Linked DNA regions of Homo sapiens: region 1 is linked to region 2. Evidence: read pairs that join two places in POLR2A ChIA-PET (ENCODE). Cell type or tissue: HepG2. All regions are shown on one strand. Links, peaks and the distances in the headings refer to the core of each region. The heading gives the core; the rest is flanking DNA. Region 1 overlaps RNPEPL1 (arginyl aminopeptidase like 1). Region 2 overlaps AGXT (alanine--glyoxylate aminotransferase).

Region 1 (5,363 bases), core at 316-5,315, 300 kb after region 2:
GTGTTTTGTCCAATTCTTTATTTAAGACGCCAAGAACCTGGACATCCTCCGCTGTTAACAGTAGGACGCATCAACTCCTTAGAGTTGGGGCAGCCAGCATAAAAGGAGGCTGACCTCAGCCCGCTTCATTTACTGCAACGTGAGGAATGGATTCTTTGTTGGCAATATTTTAGATTGAGCTTTTTTTCTCATTATAATACATGCTTAGTAAACAGAGTGGGAATAAATATGGTACATGCTCCTCCTTATAGGAATTTTTTTCCTAACTCTTTGTATGAAGTGGTTTTGTGTTCTTCAACTTTATTGTGAGGATTATGCAGATAGTTTGCACAGTTGACTAGTTATCTGAGGGGAGCATATTTTGGATGTGGGCTATTTTCTGCATTGTGGGTGTTGTATTCCCTCCACACTGGAATTTTTCTGTTTGCTCATTCATTTGGAACAAGGAGAGGTTTATCTGGGCCTGGCTGGATGGGTGGGTGGGTGGTAGTGATCTCCTTAGCACTCTGCCTGTGCCTGTTAAAAGCCCCTCGGATCTGTGCTGGGCCTGGCCACTCTGTGGACACCCTTGCCAAGCTCCACCTTTAGCTGGCATGTCCGTGCTCTTGGGCTTCTCTCTGACCAGGTGATTATTCCGAGAGATGGGGGGTGGGGGGGAGCGGAGACTAACAGCTGACATCAGATTCCTCTTAGTAAAAGGACAGTCTTTGTTAGGAAAAACATCTTGGTGGGTGCTTGAGTAAGAGCCCTGAGGGCATGGCTAGTTGAGGTGGCTTAGCTTGCAGGATGTGAAGGTCTGATGGGAAGGGAAGAGAGATGTGGGGGAGAAAATGGCTGAAGAAATGAGGCTGAGTTGCGGGGTGGGGGCAGATGAAGGGCCATGGAGGGGACCCCTGGAGGGTAGAATGCAGGCAATGTTGAGAATGAGGATGCCTTGATTGACTGGAACTTATTTTTTTTTTTTTTTTACTCTCCACGACCTAATATCCCCAAGTGCATTTTCTGTTCCTATAACAATACCACGGACTGGGTAATTTATAATGAAAATAAATGTATTTCTTATAGTTCTGGAGGCTGGGAAGTCCAAGGGCGAGGGGCTGGCATCTGGTAAAGGCCTTCTTGCCACACCATTCCATGGGGGAAGATGGAAGAGCAAGAGGACACACAGCAAGAGACAGCTAAATTCATTTTTACAACACATGCTCATGATAACGAACCCACTCTGATAATGACATTAATGCATTCATCAAGGCAGAACCCTCATGGCCTAATCGCTTCTTAATGGTTCCACCTCTTAATACCATCACAATGGCAATTAAATTTCAACATGAATTTTGGAGGGAACATCCAAACCAGAGCACTGTTGACTGAGTTTTCATTTTTTATTTTAGTAATTGCTTTTTAAAAAATTTCCAGGGTCTCTGACTGGTTCTTTTTTATAAACTACCTGTTCTTGTTTCATAAGTGCCTCTTCATATGTTATGGTTTATTTCAAAAGTCGTCTTTAGGTCTGAGATTTTGATTATATGTGTTCTAAAGTCCTTTTCTGATTTTTCTGTTGCCTCTGTCTCAGGTGTAAGTTTGGGTTGAGTGGCCTGTTTTCCTTCACACTGTGTTGCTGCCCTGGGCAGGTGATTCTCAGTTGTGCCTTACCTTTACATCTGGAGTTTCCTAATGTTCTGTGCAAAGCATCTGGCCTTAGGAGAGAAACACCACCAATAAGTCCCAGTTAGAGTAGGGATGGCAGAGAAACACTCTGGGAGACAAGTCTGGACTGAACCTGTCATGGCCTGAGGGACTTAGAAAACCTTATTTGGACCTCCAGGGCCTAGAAATTTGCATGGGTCTCCTTCACTGTTTTTTCAGGCTTCAGCTTTCTAATCTATCTCTGTAGAAACCAGTCTTTCATCACGCTTCTTTTCCCTTTTTGAACATCATCTCCTACCTGCCTGACTAGGCCCTAATCCCCAAAATGCAGATCTCTCTCACATTCTGGCCTCAGCTCCGTCGTTGTCATTAGTGCTGTTTGCCATCTGCCCCCGCTTTTGTGCATATGGTGGGGTTGCAGCCCCTGTGGTTGTAGGCCCCTTAGAACTTCCACTGCCAGTGTGAGCCCCTCAACAGCTCTCTTATCCCTGGCAAGGTGCCTGGAAACATTTGAGATCTCTGTTCATCGGTACGGGTCCGAGAGTGGTCACATTGAAGAGAATCCCCCCTTCCCCTGCCAGCCTGAGGTGGGCCTGCAGCATGAGAAAGCTTTGTTGTGTGAGACGTCTGCGCTTCATAGTTGTGTGGCTGGAGCATAACGTGGCCTAATAGAGAAGCTGGCCGCTAGGAGAGGGGTGCTGTGCTAATAAAACGTGCGACCTGCCAGGATTTGGAATGTGGGCAGGCTGTTAGGTGGGGCAAAACATTTGGTAAAGCTCAACTGGGATGACTCATGAGGCAGACCGTGAGCTAAGTGTGCGTATCTAGTGGAGAGGTTGGGAAACAACACTGGCCTGAGTATCGGCCGGAGGCTGCATTGGACAAGGGACTGCAGGGAAGCGACGAGCTAAAAAAAAATTCTGCACTTGCAAGCTGGGTGGAAGAGGAACAAAGGTCAGGAACACAAGGACTTAGGGCTGAAAGAGCCCTCCTGTGTACCCCACGGGCGGGCACAGAGCCAAGACAGATTGTGGTGAGGGTGCCATCCTGGATCCAGATGCCCTCCTGCCCCCAGGGTCATGACGCTGGGCACTGCTGCTGAGTTTCCCAAAGCCAGGTGTCAGGCACAGGTGCGCAGCTCAGCAGCGTCCGGAGGTGGCGCTGTGGGCGTGGCTGTAGGCACGTGGAGTGGAGTCACCCGCAGACCACAGAGTCATTTCGAGAGCTGAATTGCAAAAGAAAGAAGAGCCCAGGATGAAAGTCTGTGACTGCTGGGACTTGAAAACAACCTTGGCGGGGAAGAGGCTGAGAAAGCAGTTCTGCCACTGAGCAGGGCTCCTTTGAGGACACCATCAAGCATGGTTAAGAAACAGGAAAGGGGTCCTCCCAAGGCTGGAGCCCCAGGCCACAGAGAACATGACTTGGGGGAGTGGGGTGTCCACTCCCAGGCAGGGGCCCTAGCTGTGCCTGCCTGGCAAGACTTTAGATGGCCATGCAGCAGGGGCTGCCAGGTGCCCTCCATACCCGCTTTCACAGGGGTTACTGCAGTCATCCTATCCCTGGGTGTGAGGGGCAGTGGCAGTCTTCTAGTTCCTAGGTCTCTGGATGGGGTGGCGCCTCCCCCAGACCTGATGTGAAGAAGGTACATGAAGCAACACATGTAGAGACGGCCCCAGACCCTAGACCAGAGTTGCCACCGCCACTGGAGGGGACTCATATGTCCTTGGGAGGGGAGGGGAGGGGCGGGGCATCCAGAACAGGAAGGAGGGTGAGTGGGACATTTGGTGACTGGGGACTGGACAGTGATGGTATCAGGGTTATTTGCCCAGCACCTCCTGCCCTCCCCACTTCCTGGCTGCCATGTGTGGAGTGGGGCTGTGACTGGGCCTGGCCAGCGGGTTGGGAGAAGAGACGTGCTGCTTCTGGGCCACGGCATGTTGGCCAGGTGTGCGTGGCACTGAGATGGTGGCGCCACATCCTTGGGGACTGTGAAGGGCAGCGACACCTATCGCCTGGGAAAATGGAAATCTCAGTTCTCCAAAACAAAACATGCCTGTCACCTTGTACCCATCTTGGGAAAGGATCACCACTGAGGCCGGGATTTGGCTTAAGCCACAGGTGAAGGCCCAGAGTGAAGGTGACACATGGCTTTCCTGTGACATCCAGAGGCTACTCAGGCCCAGGGGGTCCAGCCAAGGGGCTGGGCAGGATTCGGGGAGCCTGCTCTCGGGCTTATGTATCAGAGGAGGGGGCCACACCCAGCTCCTGACCAGCTCCAGGCCCCAAGTCCCGGCAGGCCAGCCCACCCTACACAGCCAGGAAGATGCAGAGGACAAGAGTCGCGAGAAAGAGCGCAGGAGATCAGGTTTGCAGAGTGGAAGTTTAATGGGACCATCACCGTGATACCCCATCACAGCAGTCCCAGGCTGGAGGCCCCAGGCTCTGGCCGCCTCTCCCAGCATGGTGGGCCTGGAGAGAGCACCAGCACCACCTCCCACTTTCCCTGGGGTATTGCTTTGCCCCTGTGCCTCCCACCCCAGGAAGCTACAAGAGACAGGCTGTCCTGTCCCCACACTCTCCCTGGGTCCTGGGACTCCCTGTTCTGAGGGGCTAAGGTTGCCTGGGGCCAGAGGGCCCTCCCCAGGGACAACCATCCTCTCCCTGTGTCCCCTGCCCCCCACACTGAGGGAATGTCTGTGTCCTTGTTCCTCTGCCAGGGGCCAACTGAGGCTGCCAACCCCAGGGGCGGGGTGCAGGGCTGTGCGGGGAGGGTGGCTCAGATCCCTGCAAGGAGGCGTGCTGCAGGGACAGCACAGCCTGGGCCCCCGGCAGACATTAAGGCACAGTGTGGCGGTCACCATAGGGCTGCTGGGGCCCTTGCCCCGGGGCGGCACCTGGCAGGTGCTGGCATCCGGGGCTAGGCACAGCTGTCAGTGTTGAGACAGGAGGCATGGTGTGTGCGGGCTGGCCCCAGGGCCTGCAGTGCAAGAGAGCTGGGAGTGGGGAGGCCAGGTCCACAGGTCTCTGCCAGACACAAGGAGGTCCCTCTCCCCATTCTCCCTGCCTGGGAGAGCCCAGGGGAGGGGCTTGTGGGCCTGGGCAGAGCTCATGGCCAGAGCCGAGACGCAGTCATGGCAGGCCTGGCCCACAGAAGGCACAATTGTGGTGTCTGGGAGGTCGAGGGTCAGCCCGCCAACAGGGCTAGGCAGACACATTGACGTCCCTGAGAGAGATGGCACTGCTGGGGGCCTCGTCCCCAAGCAGCAGGGCCTGTGCGTCCGAGTCTGTGTCTGCTTCAGCCTTGCCCAGCTCCGTGCTGGGCTCTGAGGCGGGCTCTGTGCTGGAGCCCAGGCCCTGGGACAGGATCTGCTGGATGGCTCTGCGCAGGTTGGGGTGCAGCCGGCCCTGCGTCTGGTAGAAGACCTCCAGCGCGAAGGACTTGAGGGCACCGGTGCAGAGGTCCTCGTACAGCGGGATGGTGTACATGCGTGACATCTGCAGGAGGGGCACTCGGTCACACTGGTGGGCTCCCCAGGCCCCTCGAGCCAGCCCACCCTGCCAGCCCGGCCAGGCGGCCCTCCTGCCCCTGGCTTCCCAGCTTCATCATTAGGGCTGTGGCCTGGACTCCGGTGGCCAGGAGGCCTACCATTAGCCTCCCACCTCCACCCTGCCCTTCCAGGCCAACCATGGAGGCCCCATCTCCAGGGAACCTGGGC
Region 2 (5,317 bases), core at 1-5,000:
CTGACGTCAGCCTCCCGCCTGGGACCTGCCTGACCCTGACCGACAGCTGGCCAGAGCCAGGATGGGCTCACCTGAGTGAGGACCACCCACCCAGCGTCCATGAGGGGAGTTGACAGCCCTGTGCAGGTCACAGAGGGGGCCCTTGAGCACCCAGGCCAGGGCAGGCTCTCCTCCCTCTGCACCCGCAGCCACACGGGAGGACAGGGTGGTGCAGTGAAGGTCCCTCCCCACTGCCACTCAGAGACACAGCCAGGCCCAGGCGTGGGGCTTCCGGCCTGGTTCCAGGGTCTGGTCAGAGGGAAGGAAGGATGTTCCGAGTGGAATCATAAAGGCTGCACCTGGTGACCTCAGTGGGCTGGGGTGGGAGCAGGGGCGACAGGATACGCTTTACTGGATACCCCTTGGAGAGTGGGCCCTTCTGGACGCTCCTGCAATCTGGGCTTTCGGATGACCCCGGCCTCCCCTGCACCTGGTGCACAGTCCTGCTCAAGGAGGGGTGGCGGGTTTGGTTTCTGCAAAAGGCCCTCGAGGCGCTCCCTCTCACCTTCCCCGTGGAGGGCCCAAGGCCACCCATGATCTCAATGTCGAAGTGGTCTATGACGTAGCTGACGATGTCTCTCCAGTCATAGCCAGCGGGTACAGCCACAGTGGTGACTGTGGGAAGCCGGAGCGCCTGCAGGAGGGGCCTGGCTCAGTGCGTGGGTGAGAGGCCCTGTACGGGCCTTTGTGACAGCTCTTGGCCTGCACCATCTGCCCCAGCTTCAGGTTCCAGAGGAGCCGGGGGAGAAAGGGCCGGGAGAGAGCAGGGACCCCACCCCTTAGGAGGCGGTGGATGGGCACCTTCCCACTGGGAGATCACAGGCCGTCCTGAGATCCCGCATCAGAGGCCGGGAGCTGTGACTTCGTGGCTCCTGCCGAGACTAATCCCTGGCACCGAGGCCACACCACCGGGCAGCCGCCCCCTCCTTCTCAGGAGCCAGTGTCCCTCTTGAGGGGGCTGGGCAAGAGCCCCTCATCCTTCCCCATGGGTGCAGGGCTGCCCAATGCCAGGGGCCTCCTTACCGGGTCCTTCACGAAGAGCTGCAGCCCCAGTGCCTGCAGGCGCCCATGCAGATACGCCGCGGCCTCGCGGTGCTGGCGCCAGCTGTTCTCCAGGCCCTGTGTGGGAGATGGCGCTGGTGGGCAGTGACATGGGTGGGGTGGGCAGGAAGCCCCGCCCTCTGTGGTGCGGGAGGAAGAACCTGACTCTGCAGGCCTTGGTGCAGGGGAGCCCCTGGAGCCCCCAGTTTGACTTTGCCTGGGGCAGGGCCTGGGACTACCCCAGGGCAGAAGGAAACATCTGGGTCTGGGAGAGACAGAGGAGGGTTCAGAGAGACAGAGGGGAGGTCTGCCTGTGGCCCCTGGGGGAGAAGAGTGGAGAGTGCCTTGCAGGGGGAGGGGACTGGGCAAGGAGGGGAAGGGCTGTTGGGCTACACAGGGCTGGAGTGGATCAGGGCCAGGGCTCAGGGTGCTGGCTCCCAGGCCCCCTCTCCTCTCAGGGCCAGCTCCCCCGACCTGGCATCCTCCGCAGCACTGCTCCTGCCTCAGCTCTGGACAGGTGAGGGGTGGTCTCTCCAGCCCTGGGCCCCTCAGTGCCATTACCTCTGGTCACGGGTCCTCCCGGCCTCCAGCCACCAGCTCTCATGGCCACCCCAGGTGGGTCCCCGGAGCAGCAGCTGCTCTCTACTCTGGCCCTGGCCCGTCTTCTCTGCGCATGTGCCCCTGCAATCTGCACTCTGCCAGGTCCCTGTGCCTCTGCCCTTGACTGTGCCCTGCTGTCTGGTCCTGTTCTCTTCCTTCTCTGCCCAGCTCACACCCCCCACCCACCTTTACGACCCTAGAGCCTTTCCCTGTGTGAGCGCCTGACCCCTCGCCTTCCCCCGCGGGTGCGGGTGGCATTTAGCTTACAGGGGCACCCTGGCACTAACCCAGCCCTAGGCAGTGGCTTTATGAGTGGACCCAGGAGGACAAACGTGGCAGGCACGGCCTTGCAACCTCATGGGAAGCTGGCTGCAGCCCGGGGATCCTTCCTGGACTCTGGACTGGTGGCTGGCAATGGGCCCTGTGGGACACAGGACCCAGATGAAAGTAGGTGGGACTTCCTGTCTCGTGGCCTGCAGAGCTGCTGGGCCTGAGGCCACTCTCAGCCGCCTGTGTCCTGAGAGTGTGGATGTTGCAGTGTCCTGAGAGTGTGGATGTTGCAGTGGCCAAATCAACCCCTGGTCACACCCAAGTGCTCATGCTCAGCTCTTGCCCTGCCATAGGAGCTGGACAAGCCTGCAGGAACTGCCAACCCTCACTTTACATCCACGCCCACCTATCTGTGGGCACATCTCTGGCCCCTTCGGCCTCCCCTTCTCCCAGCCCACCCACTCACTGGGCCTCACTTACTGCTTCACACAGCAATGGAAGGGTTGGGAGCATCCACACCTGCCCCATTGCTGCATCTGTCCCTGGGGCTGTATCCCCCTGGCCCTGCCCGCAGCCAGTGTACCCGGGGCCCTGTCCTCTCTCCCCCACCCCCACTGAGGGCCTCTCTCTGGCAGGCTCCCTTTTCTCTGTGCACCAGGGATGGTTCCTTCTCTGCAGGCCGCGCCCTCGACAATCCAGCCAGTGGCCCTGTCTCCTCCTGTGGAGTGCAGCCCATGCACCTGTTCCGCAATGAGGGCCAGGCTCTCTCTCAGGCTGTACAGGCTGATGACGGGGATTGTGTGATGGTACCTGGAAGACACGAGGGGGCTTGGTCCAGCACCATGGGCAGGGTTGGGGGCAGATGGGGCATTAGCTCTGTCTGCCCCAGCCCCAACAGCACAGGCTCTCTGACCACAGGCCGGTATCCTCCGCAGAGGAGTCCTGTCCGGGTTCAGAACTTTGGACCGGGAAGGCAGCTTCGTCTGCCAGGGAGAGCATGGCTTGTGTAGGGCCCAGCCAGGAGGCAGTGGGTGGCTGCAGGAGCAGAGACACGTGCCACCACCTCCCTGCGGAGCCCCTCAGTCCCAGCGTGCCTGCGAAGCCGGCACTGGCCCTCTGTGCCCACTGGGCTAGGGCACCATTCCTGGCGCCTTGTTCCTGTGTGTAACATAAGGGGCCTTGGGTTTATGGCCAAGGTCGTCTTTTCAGAAGGGGTAAGCTGAGGCCCAGGAGTGGGGAGATGTGGCAGGGCCAGGTCCAAAGTGCCCGAGGGTGTGCTGGGACCTCTGGGGGGACAGTGTTTGTGGAAGCGGCAGTGGGGGCCATGACCCTGCCCAGAGCCTCGGGCCAGTCGAGGAATGGGGGAACCCAGGGTGGGGCATTTGACTGCCTGATGCAGGCGGATTCTGGGGCTCTAGTTGGGGTTCTTGAGGCATGAAGGTGGGGGGCTTGGAGAATCCCTGAGTGCAGTGAGAGGCCAGCGCCCCACCTCTCAGCCATGCCCAGCGCCCTCCACCTTCCCATCCCTGCCAGGCCTCACATCCTGGGCTGGTCGTCACAGCCCCAGAAGTTGGCCAGCCACTTGATGTCCAGGTAGAAGGAGAAGGGCTTCGTCTTGCGGGAGTACATCTTCTTTCTGGGGAGAAAGAAGCAGGCTGAGCACCAGCCTCTCAGTTTGGGCTGAAGGCCAGGGCAGTCTCGCTGGCTGTCCTGTTTCACGGGAGTGAGACGGGGTGGGGCCCCCAGGAGGGCCCGCCCCAGCTGCATTTGTGCTCAGGGGCCAGAGTGGGACCGGGTGGGTCGTGGGTCCCTCAGCTGTCCAGTCCCGCTGGCCCTTGGGCCCAGCTGTGTGACCCTGCCATGGGGGCACCAAGGCCAGCTCCCTCCACTCTGTGTGCCCCTTTCTCTCCCCCAGCCCCTCCTACAGGGTCAGCCTTCATTTCTCACATCACCCAAAGGTGACTGCTTTCGGGCCCCAGGGGACACTGGCCAGGCTTGAAACTTTAAATGTGTCCGTCTCTACAACTCCAGATGGAGGGGCCAGCCCCGGCCTCTCCCCAGGCTCCTGACTCACACCCAGCCGCTTCCTTCACCCTCCCGTGTGGTCCAGCTGGCATCTCAGACCTCCCACGTCCAACACCGAATTCCTGACTTCTCCCCGAAGTCCTCTCTGTTCTGGGGAACGGCACCTCCAGTTGCCAGGCTGCAGCTGGATGGGAACCGCCTGTGAGGTCTGGCCCCCTTCCCCTACCCCCTGCCCGGCCTGGCTCAGAATCTGGACACCAGGAGCGGGAGGTGAGATTGGGACTGCAGGGGGCACTGTGTGTGGCCCACGTTGTCCCTTGGGGCAGCCCCTGGAAGCTGAGCCAGGGCAGAGGCCGGTCAGGGCACTGGGCCTCAGGCCCTCAGTCCTTTCCTGGTCACTCCTTGCTGTGAAGCTGGGAACTTCCAGAGCAGTGGACTCTGCACCCTGCACACGCCTGCAGCCCTCCCCTCGCCCGGCCTCCCCACTCCCTGTGAACGCAGTGCCTTTGGCCTCCCAGAGGGTGGGCGGGAGAGCGCCAGGTGCTGGAGGAGCATGGGGAGCCCTTCCTGCCTGGCTCCCGCCCCTCCCGCCTCGGGCCACCTGAGCTCCCTGCAAGCCCAGCCCTGCACAGAGGTGAGGGTCTGTGGGTCACTCACTTGGCCTTGTCACTGAAGGAGATGAGCGAGGTCCCTGGAGGGGCGTTCAGGGCCTTCTGGGAGCCCGAGTACAGGATGTCGATGCCTGTAGATGGGTGGTTTGCTCGGGACGGGTGAGTCCCACCTCAGGGCAGGCCAGTCCAGCGGGATGCCTGCCTAGCTAATGGGCTGGTAGGCTACGACCCTACCACGAATCCGTACACGATAGCAGGGGAGATGTGGAAGGGAGTCCTGGGTTCAAATCTGGGCACTGCTGCGTGGCAGCCATGACCTCAGGCCTGAGCGTTTTAGCGCAGCTTCTCCCTCTGCTGTGCTGGTCCCCAGGGACAGCCCTGCCACCCCAGGCACCGTGTCCCTGGGGCCCTCCCCAGGTCCCTGCTTTCAGTAGTAGTTTGAGGATCAGCCCAGAAATCCCTCCCTTCCTGCCTGAGAACTCCCAAATCAGGAGGGGCTCTGCAGAAACAGACAGGCTCCCATGGAGTGGGTGGGCAGGCACCGCAGTGGATGCAATGTGCAGGCTCTCTCCCGTAAGCGGATGGGCACAGGAGGCTCCTTGGCCCCTCGGCCGGCCTGGTTGAGGTTCCCTGCGAGGTGACCCTGACAGTGGTGCTCACTGCTATGGGCAGCCTGGCAGGGCGCAGGGCAGATGTGAAACTGAGCCTCTGGGGGGTTGGGCAGAGGGGTG

What was found. ChIA-PET counts read pairs that join two places held together with the same protein. Peaks named below come from ENCODE experiments on the same cell type or tissue, not always from the same donor. Only the 100,000 strongest peaks of a DNase experiment are listed, where the experiment ranks them.
Region 1: POLR2A ChIA-PET joins it to region 2 with 5 read pairs; 1 of 35 experiments calls an interaction of 5 or more read pairs at or near these places.

Annotation. Positions count from the first base shown.
Region 1 is chr2:240,577,378-240,582,740 of GRCh38, reverse strand. RNPEPL1 (arginyl aminopeptidase like 1) reads right to left here. Exons shown (of 11, transcript NM_018226.6): 11 at 1,369-5,142. The coding sequence ends at 4,849. Among named protein-coding and RNA genes, the nearest start is that of CAPN10-DT, 6.3 kb to the left of the region's middle. RefSeq lists enhancers at 2,618-2,737, 3,235-3,529. In HepG2, for the core only: CTCF peaks have their summits at 2,416 and 2,799; a DNase peak (open chromatin) is centred at 2,480; H3K4me3 peaks cover 909 bases.
Region 2 is chr2:240,873,378-240,878,694 of GRCh38, reverse strand. It overlaps AGXT (alanine--glyoxylate aminotransferase), which reads right to left. Exons shown (of 11, transcript NM_000030.3): 6 at 4,633-4,717; 7 at 3,491-3,586; 8 at 2,691-2,760; 9 at 1,063-1,158; 10 at 545-673. Among named protein-coding and RNA genes, the nearest start is that of AGXT, 7.2 kb to the right of the region's middle. In HepG2, for the core only: a CTCF peak has its summit at 4,261 (motif pointing right); DNase peaks (open chromatin) are centred at 2,094 and 4,424.